Regions from separate parts of the Homo sapiens genome. Here region 2 is linked to region 1. A link is a loop called in an ENCODE intact Hi-C map of the cell type or tissue named here. Cell type or tissue: A673. All regions are shown on one strand. Links, peaks and the distances in the headings refer to the core of each region. The heading gives the core; the rest is flanking DNA.

Region 1 (4,000 bases), core at 1-4,000:
CATTTTGGAACTTTTAGGTTTAATGACTGCCTTATTGGAGTTTGGACTTGCTTGGGGCCTGTGGCCCCTTTGTTTTGGCCAATTTCTTTCATTTGGTATATTTACCCAATGTCTACACCCCCAATTGTACCTAGGAAACAACTAACTTGCTTTTGATTTCACAGGCTCATAGTTGGAAGGGACTTGCCTTGTTTCAGATAAGACTTTGGACTTGGACTTTTGGGTTAATGCCAGAATGAGCTAAGACTTTGGGGGACTGTTGGAAAGGCATGATCATGTTTTGAAATGTGAGAACATGAGATTTGGGAGGGGCAAAGGGCTGAATGACATGGTTTGGCTGTGTCCCCACTCAAATCTCATCTCGAATTTTAGTTCCCATAATTACCTTGTATTGTGGGAGGGGCCCAGTGGGAGATAATTGAATCATGGGGGTGGTTACCCTATGCTGTTATCATGTTAGTGAGTGAGTTCTCACAAGATCTGATGGTTTTATAAGGGACATTTCCCCCTTTGCTTGGTACTTCTCCTTCCTGCCACCATGTGAAGAAGGATGTGTTTGCTGCCCCTTCCACCATAATTGTAAGTTTCCTGAGGCCTCCTGAGCCATGCTAAACTATAAGTCAATTAAATCTCTTTTTTATAAATTACTCAGTCTTGGTTATTTCTTCATAGCAGCATGATAATGGACTAATACAGATACTATAAGCCTAATTTTTTAGAAGAGCAAACTGAGGCTCTGAGATGTTAAGCAGCTTTCCTTCTGTCACATAGTTGGCAAATGTAAGAGTCTGGATTGGAATTGAGTCAGTATGGTTACAAAACACTTGTTTTCATTTATTATTTATCCACTTACCAAAAAAAATGGAGTAACTAGAAGCCTCATAAACACTCATATGCGTCTAAAACACAAACTCACAAACCTGGTTTCCTTGGAAAATACATCATGAGAATGTATCAAAAGGTATGAACCAGATTTGCTGTTGCTTTATGACATTGTTAATAATGGGATGGTGAGAGACAGGATGAATCAGGGTCTCAGCTTCATTTCCTGGTTTCAACAGTGATTCAAAGAGATGTCATAGGCCTTGCATATTGCAAGAAATATTTGCTTAAGCAATACATTTATTATTCATAGGTCAGAGCTTGGAAAGCGGCAGGTGCACAGGAGCCCTTGACAATGGCAAAGCATGATCACATGTTTACCGCCAAGACATAGAGCCAAAGTGGGTGACTTGTCAGAGTTTGCTTTGAGAAAAGAAGAGCTGATGTGCATAATCAGAAACCCTCTGTTATGGGGCATTCTAGTGCTCAGTGCCTTTGCACTCCTTAGCTCAGCTCTTACTGCTCAAAGACACCCTTTAGTGTTCTGAAGGGAGAAGTTGTGAAACTGTTTCTTTAAAAGTTACAATGTGCAAAAATCATAGTGACATTTCTATTGCATTTGCACTTTGCTTCAACTTCTGTTCTGGTCAAAATAGATTTGACTTTGGAGATACAGAAATGCACAGAATTCATGTCCTTGAGCCAGTAGTTACAGTAGAAAGGTGTGTGTGTGTATATACATATATATATATATATATATGATTGGTGCAAAAGTAATTGCAGTTTTGCCATTGAAAGTTATCTAGATAAAAGCTTTTTTATATATATGTACTACTTTATATATAATTTTATCTAGAAAAAATATTTATCTAGTATTTTTATCTGGTATTTTTATCTAGAAAAAATACTTTTATCTAGATGAAATTTTTTTCCTTAGTGATAGTATACTTTACAAATTTTTCTATCTTCAGCTATCACCCACCCAAGACTTGAGGAATCATTCTCTGAGTCAATTGTAAAAGCAATTGATAAGGCAAGATCCTAAAACTTCTGGGATTTTCCATCAATAAAGTAACTTTTCAGCCTTACAGAGCAGAGCTTGTTCCTTTATCTTCATCAGTTTCTACATTTCTTTGTAAAAAATATAACTCTGTAAAATTAGGGCTAAATTCCTTGAGAAGAATTTAAAACATATAGGTTTCAAATATTCAACTAAGCTTCAAAGAAAGAAGAAAGAAACATGGGCTCACAGAGATGATTTTTTTTTTCTCCAGCCAGCATGGTCATCATCCCCTGCCAGGCATCTCAGCTTTAAAAGCTCTGCAGCATGTCTCTATCCTCTTTGACAACAGCTTCTGTACAATATAAAAATCCCATTATGCATATTAAGCAATGAGACTCACTGTTTCCCAAGGGGATCAGTTTGAATTAAGCTTTCTAATTGAGAGATATTTCCCAAAGGACCAGTTGGCATAATTCATGTTTCAAGGCTCCTATGCAATTTGGCCCTCTCCCCTTTATTAAAGGAAAAAGACTATTTATCTTGATTCACTTACATAATACATTTCACAGACTATAGCATATTTCAGAAATACAGGTTAAAAGCTAATCACAATAAAGTCATTTCTGAATTTTCCTTTCTTTCATTTTAAAAATACTTTTAAGTAGGAAAAGGATCCAAGCTGCTCAAGACTTCATTAAAATTTGAACGTTCTAATTTCTAATTAGATTTCTTCTGATCATGCTTTTACATGATAAAAGAAGAACATTATTTATCCAGATAATAAATAAAGCCCTTGCCATGGCTCCACAATCCCTGAGTCACATGAATCACTATTGTTAGACCATCGTGTTTTTTAAAACTGTGTGCACATATTTCTCAGATTATTATTTTATTTTATTGTTCCACTGTCTTTATAAAATATGACTTACTTTATTCTATGCTGTTTGCATCTATGAACACATTTTCTTATTTACAAGTTAGTACCAGATGTAGCCTATCAGCCTATCTCTGATTCAGAAAAATCTTGCTACCTCTAAGTGCCTGTGCCAGCTAATATGTCCTTGGGGTATAGCCCCTCTCTACCAGGCACTAGATTTAGCTTGTTCGTTTGAAGTTAAGTGATAGAGCAACCAGTTGCATGTGTGTGTATATGTGTGTGTGTGTGTGTATGCTGCGTGTGTGTATATGTGTGTATGTATACATCTCAATGGCATATGGAGCTCATCCAACTGAGAAAGGGCTGAAACTCCCAAGCAGCATCTGGAATAGCTGGCCGGCTCATGGAGCTTCGGTTTACAGCAGTCACCTCTTCTACTTCGCCTGCTGGAACACTCTTACTCAGCTTCGATCACCTCCATGAGAGATTACTGAGTGCTTCCTAAGCGTACACACACGCACCCCAGAAATGTTGTTACAATTCACACTCCGTTAACATTACAAGGTTTCCATCCTTATTATGAAGCTATGCACCTTTATTTTACACAAGCAGATAAAACTGAAAGAGTTCAGGAAATGTCACCACAAAGAGCCTCCTTTGATAGATACTCCAAAAGGAATGCAATATTCTAGAATCCTCTCCCTGAGAATCTCATTAACCAGGTAAGATTAAACTCCTATCACCGGAGAGGAGACTGGAAGTTGACCCCACTCCCAGACAGACTTTGTCTCAGGCTATCACCTATTCTTCCGAGGGCTCATTCCTCTTTCCCCAAAATCATTTACTCTCCCCCTAAGTTGCTTACATCCCCCTCCCCTCTCCCCTATGAAGAAGGTGTATAAGCTGCTTGAGCTCACAGTGTTATTGAGCACTCACTTTTCTTTCCTATGGTGTCCTTGAGCATGTAAAAATTTGCATATCTTTTTTCCTGTTGATGTGCTTGTTGTCAGTTTGTTTCATAGACTCAGTTATTGAACCCTCCGAGGATAGATGGAAGGTTTTCCCTTTTCTACATAACTTTACAGACATTTATTAGATAACCACATGATAAAAGTCAAAGCTTTGGGGAACATTGTGGATGAAAAGGGCAGAGAAAGATCGCAGTGAGAGACCAGCCGCTTTCTCTTAAAAGTTCACAGCAGGTTACACCCACAGTGGTGCAGGGCTATAGCGGGGAGATCTGTAAATCCTCCTTTCATGAAAAGGGCCTTAGGAAGCTGAATCGACAATGGGCAAAA
Region 2 (4,772 bases), core at 396-4,395, 510 kb before region 1:
TCACGTTTTCAAACTTATTTGAGCATGAAACATTTTTACCACTGGCATATCTAATCACATCCAGTTTGGGAAAGGATGTGTAGAATATTTGAGATGATCGTTAGAACTTGTTAAAAGGAGAGTTTCTTAAAAATCCAGGAGTGTGGTGCAATGCTGAGTCCTCAGAGCCTCCCTGTGTTTCCATAACAGAGATAAAATAAGACTGGATATTCACAGAATCCTGTTTTATTCATCTAATGATCGAAAGAGGTAAATTATGTGAGAGACCGTCCTGTGCAACAAAGGATCAATATAAATGTGAGTTATTCGTGATTATGGTAACTGAGTTGACTGCAGCTTTGTTACTCAAAATGTGGCCTATGAAAGCAGAGCATTGGAATCACCTGAGTGCCTGCTAGAAATGCAGAGTCTCAGGCCCTAATCCAGATTTATTTCATCTAAGGCTGCATTGTAGCAAAATGTGATTCCTAGGCATGTTAAAGTCTGAAAAGCGTTGATTACAGCCTTTTGTACTCTTCCTCTTCCTGACATATCTTAGGTTCATTTCTTCTACCTCATTTCGGTGCCTGCCCCATCTGGAATTCTTTGCAATACTTCTCTTCCTGGAAATTCATAATCTTTACCATTCACTTCCATCAAAATTTTGTTCCTCTTTTCCCTCCCTGAATTCTAATATTATATGTGGTTTTTTTGAATGCCAATAGTATGCCTGGACCTAGGAAATTTCTCAGAAGACCACAGTAAACTTTACAAAATTTTAAAAATTCCGTAAATTGTTCAACACTTGTTTTCATCTGTTTTCTGCTGCTATAACAGAATGGATGATTTATAAAGAAAGGTTTATTTAGATCATGGTTCTGGAGGTTAGGAAGTCCAAATGGCACTGGCATCTGGTGAGTGGCATCCCATGGTGAAAGGGTGGAAGGTGGGATTGAGCCCATGAGACAGAGACAGAAATAGGGGCCGAACTTAGGTTTTTATCAGAAGCCCACTCTTGTGATAATTAACCTACTTCCAATATACTGGCATTAATCCATTCACGAGGGCAGAGCCCTTATATTTTCTTTATAGTGTTAACTTCTTAAATAAAGGTTCCACCTTCCAATACCCTTACAATGGCAATTAAATGTCAACATGAGTTTTTGTGGGGACATTCAAAACATAGCAACTGTCAATTAGTTTTCCAAAGTCAGTCTCTCTAGGTCTTTCTTTAGTTATAGGAAGGGACAAGGTACGGGGCTGGGTGTGTTAACAATCCCTTTCCATTTAATAAAGGTTGCTAAGAGTTAAAAATCTAAGTTCTGCCTATACAAAAAATAACATTCATTATCATAATAGTTTAATTTCGGATGAGATCGGGCACGTGCAGAGTGGTATGGCTGTAGACACACAATAGTTTCAGAAGTCAGACTGTCAGAACCATATAGTGAGAGCTACCATAAGCACCAAAAAGCCCATGTATAGATTTCTCTAGCAAAGACGCTTCCTTAACGGCGCCACTGCTCCAGGATGGGGTTGAGGTGTTGCTGGGGATTGGTAGCCACATTGCTTGTAAAGAGACTGTACTTGCTCCTTCCAGTCTCCCTATGATAAAGTTTTAAGAATATCATAATGAGAATTTTTAGGCTACATATAGATTTTTCCACTGTAGGCAGATGAAATCACATATTCTGGTTAGACATTAGATAAAGCTTCTGAGATTTGGACATGCTTTCATTAGACAAATGAATGTAATTTTTGATGATCTAATACTCTGCATGTTTCCGGAGGAAGCAGTTAAAGACAAATTTAAATTCTGACAAAGATTTATTCAGCTTGTTCTTTGGTGGGGAAAGGAAGCTGAATAGTAAAATGTCAACGATTCAAAACTCCTAATTTTCCTTGTTCCAAGTAAAGAATGAGTTTCTAGATAACAGAATTTAAAAAAAGTTCCCGTAAGTTTTCCCTTCTTCAGTACTCTCACAAATATCCATGCATGCCAGTAAATAATGTAACCTTAATACATTAAAAGATGAATCATGTAAAAGGGAAGTGAAAATGACAAATATGGGAAAAAATGTGACACAAAGAAGTGCATTATGTGTTTATTCGAGAAACCATGAAAACTTCTGTGAAAAAGCTAAGTGCATGAGATCACTACTCAACATTTTAAATCCCTCAGTGCTGAATTTTCATGGTTTGCAAGCAATCTGAAGGGCATTCAGGCTTCTAGGAAGAAGTTTTGCAACTTTGAATTTTTGCCTGTCTCTTGGCCTTAATACAGCAATTTAAAAATAAAGTATCAAGGGAACTCAGCCTGTCTCTAAATTGAGGAATAATATTCTGCCTTTACAAGCCTGTGACATCACGTATCTTCTTACTTTACAAAAGCTCAAATTGCTTGAGCATTAAGATATTAAGAACCTAGTCATGCACAGAAAACACTAGTTTTTTAAATTTTCCAAAGTGATTGGCTCTGAAACTCTAGAACAGTGTTGTCCAAAACAACTTTCTGTAATAGGCCAGGTGTGGTGGCTCATGCTTGTAATCCCAGCACTTTGGGAGGCCAAGGTGGGTGGATCACCTGAGGTCAGGAGTTCAAGACCAGCCTGGCCAACATGGGAAACCCCATCTCTACTAAAAATACAAAAATTAGCTGGGGTTGGTGGTGCATCCCTGTATTTCTAACTATTTGGGAGGCTGAAGCAGGGGAATCAGTTGAACTTGGGAGGTAGAGATTGCAGTGAGCTGAGATTATGAAACTGCACTCCAGCCTGGGCAACAGAGTGAGACTCTGTCTCTAAAAAAAAAAAAAAAAAAACTTTCTATAATGATAAACATTTTCTGTGTATATGCTGTCCAATGTGGTGGCCATTACTAAATGAATATTTAATTTTTTAAAACTTTAATTAATTAAAATTTAAGTTTAAATAGCTGCATGTGGCCAGTGGCTACAGGGTTGGATAATGCAACCCTAGGAATATTTTCTTTATGGTGTTAACATATAATTTAAAGCATTATTTTTATGTCTTAATACTATTTTCTAGTTTATGTATATAGAAAAAAACCTTTAATACCTTAGATGAGAACAAATTTTTAGTGCCATTCCTTAAAGATTATTTTCTTGGAAATAATGACATAAGTGGTCCATTAGATGATGTTATATGAGTCATAGAAATGCTTGATATAAAGTCCAAAATATCCTCACACATGTGGTCTGTGAGGCAGGCTTGTATATAGAAAAAAGGTGGAGGAAATTATGAACACAGGGAAGGAGGTAAAATCATTGCTGGTGCCATATGTCTGGATCTTCTGTTTTCTTCTATTGTGATTTATGTTCTTTTTAAATGACTTTACTGAGCCCTTTGATTTATTTTGTGATAAAGATTAAATATTTTGTCCTTTTCTGATGTTTAAAATCTGAGATTAGTCTAAATAAGGTGACCCATTTTTTTGAGGCACACACTGCCCACCTGTCATCATACCACTGGCAAAGCCTTTAGATAATGAACTAGTACATGTGATAGCCTCCAAAATGCTCCCTTTGAGCTCTTTCTTTATTTTTAAATGTCTTGCTAATGGAGTTTCTTAAAACTGTTTTTTTCTTGGAGTATTTCCTTCAGGGTTGGTTTATATACCACACAGGAAACCAGTTTCATTACCTGATAATTGTGCTTTGGTTATAGAACCAATTCTTTGAATGGGCTGGACATAGGAGGCCAAGTAGAAGTCAGCCTTGTTCTTTCAAACCCCCTCTCAGATTTCTCTTTCCTGTCTATGGATAAATTTGTCTTAAAGATCCCATTTTCAGGTATTAAAAAGTCCAGCCCATGGGAAAACAATATTCACATGTAAAATAATGAAGTTGGATCTTTACCTAACATCATATATAAAAATTAACTCAAGGTATATCAAAGATCCATTTGTAAAACCTAAAATTATATAAATCTTAGAAAAAACACAGGGCAAAAGCTTCACAACATTGGATTTGAAAACAATCTTTTGGTGGCTGTTATACCAAAGGCAAAGGCCATAAAAGAAGAAATAAACAAATTGGGCTTCATGAAAAATTTTAAAATTGGACATCAAAGAAAATATCAGCTGGCTAAAAAGACAACCCACAGAATGGGAGAAAACATTTGCAACTCACAGAAGGGGTTGATTAGTATCCAGAATATATAGAGAACTCCTAAAACTGAACAACAACAAATGACCTGATTCAAATGGGCAAAGAACTTGAATAGGCATTTCTTCAAAGAAGGTGTATAAATGATCAATAAGCATGTGAAAAGATGTTCAACATTAACAGTCACTGGAGAGATACAAATCAAAACTAAAAGGAGATCCCGCTTGACACTCATTGGGATGGCTACTATTTAAAACAACACAGAAAATCACAAGTGTTGGTGAGGATGTAGAGAAATTGGAACGCTTGTACACTATTGGTAGGAATGCAAAATGGTACACTGTTGTGGAAAATGGTATGGTGGTGGATCCTCGAAAAATTAAAAAATAGAATTACCATATGATCCAGTAATTATGCTTCTGAGTATATACCCAAAGAAATGAAAGTGGTGCACCCATGATTATAGCAGCATTATATTCACAATAGCTAATATGTAGAAGCAACACAATTATCTATTGATTGATGGCTAGACAGGCAAAATGTGGTAAATACATACAAGGAATATTACTCAGCCTTAAAAAGGAAAGAAATTCTGAAATATGCTACAACATGGATGAACTTGAGGATATTATGTTAAATGAAATAAACCAGTCATAAAAAGACAAAT

Evidence for each region. A loop is a pair of places that touch in the nucleus more often than their neighbours do. Peaks named below come from ENCODE experiments on the same cell type or tissue, not always from the same donor. Only the 100,000 strongest peaks of a DNase experiment are listed, where the experiment ranks them.
Region 2: it touches region 1 in a loop (4-fold over the local background); 1 of 110 quality-filtered maps calls a loop at or near these places.

Annotation. Positions count from the first base shown.
Region 1 is chr21:29,717,520-29,721,519 of GRCh38, forward strand. All of the region lies in intron 1 of GRIK1 (glutamate ionotropic receptor kainate type subunit 1), which reads right to left. Among named protein-coding and RNA genes, the nearest start is that of GRIK1-AS1, 29 kb to the right of the region's middle. In A673, for the core only: no CTCF peak of the experiment used is centred there; a DNase peak (open chromatin) is centred at 2,222.
Region 2 is chr21:29,206,721-29,211,492 of GRCh38, forward strand. All of the region lies in intron 1 of LINC00189 (long intergenic non-protein coding RNA 189), which reads left to right. Among named protein-coding and RNA genes, the nearest start is that of LINC00189, 16 kb to the left of the region's middle. In A673, for the core only: no CTCF peak of the experiment used is centred there; DNase peaks (open chromatin) are centred at 1,521, 1,801, 2,141 and 3,651; H3K4me3 peaks cover 1,583 bases; H3K27ac peaks cover 3,637 bases.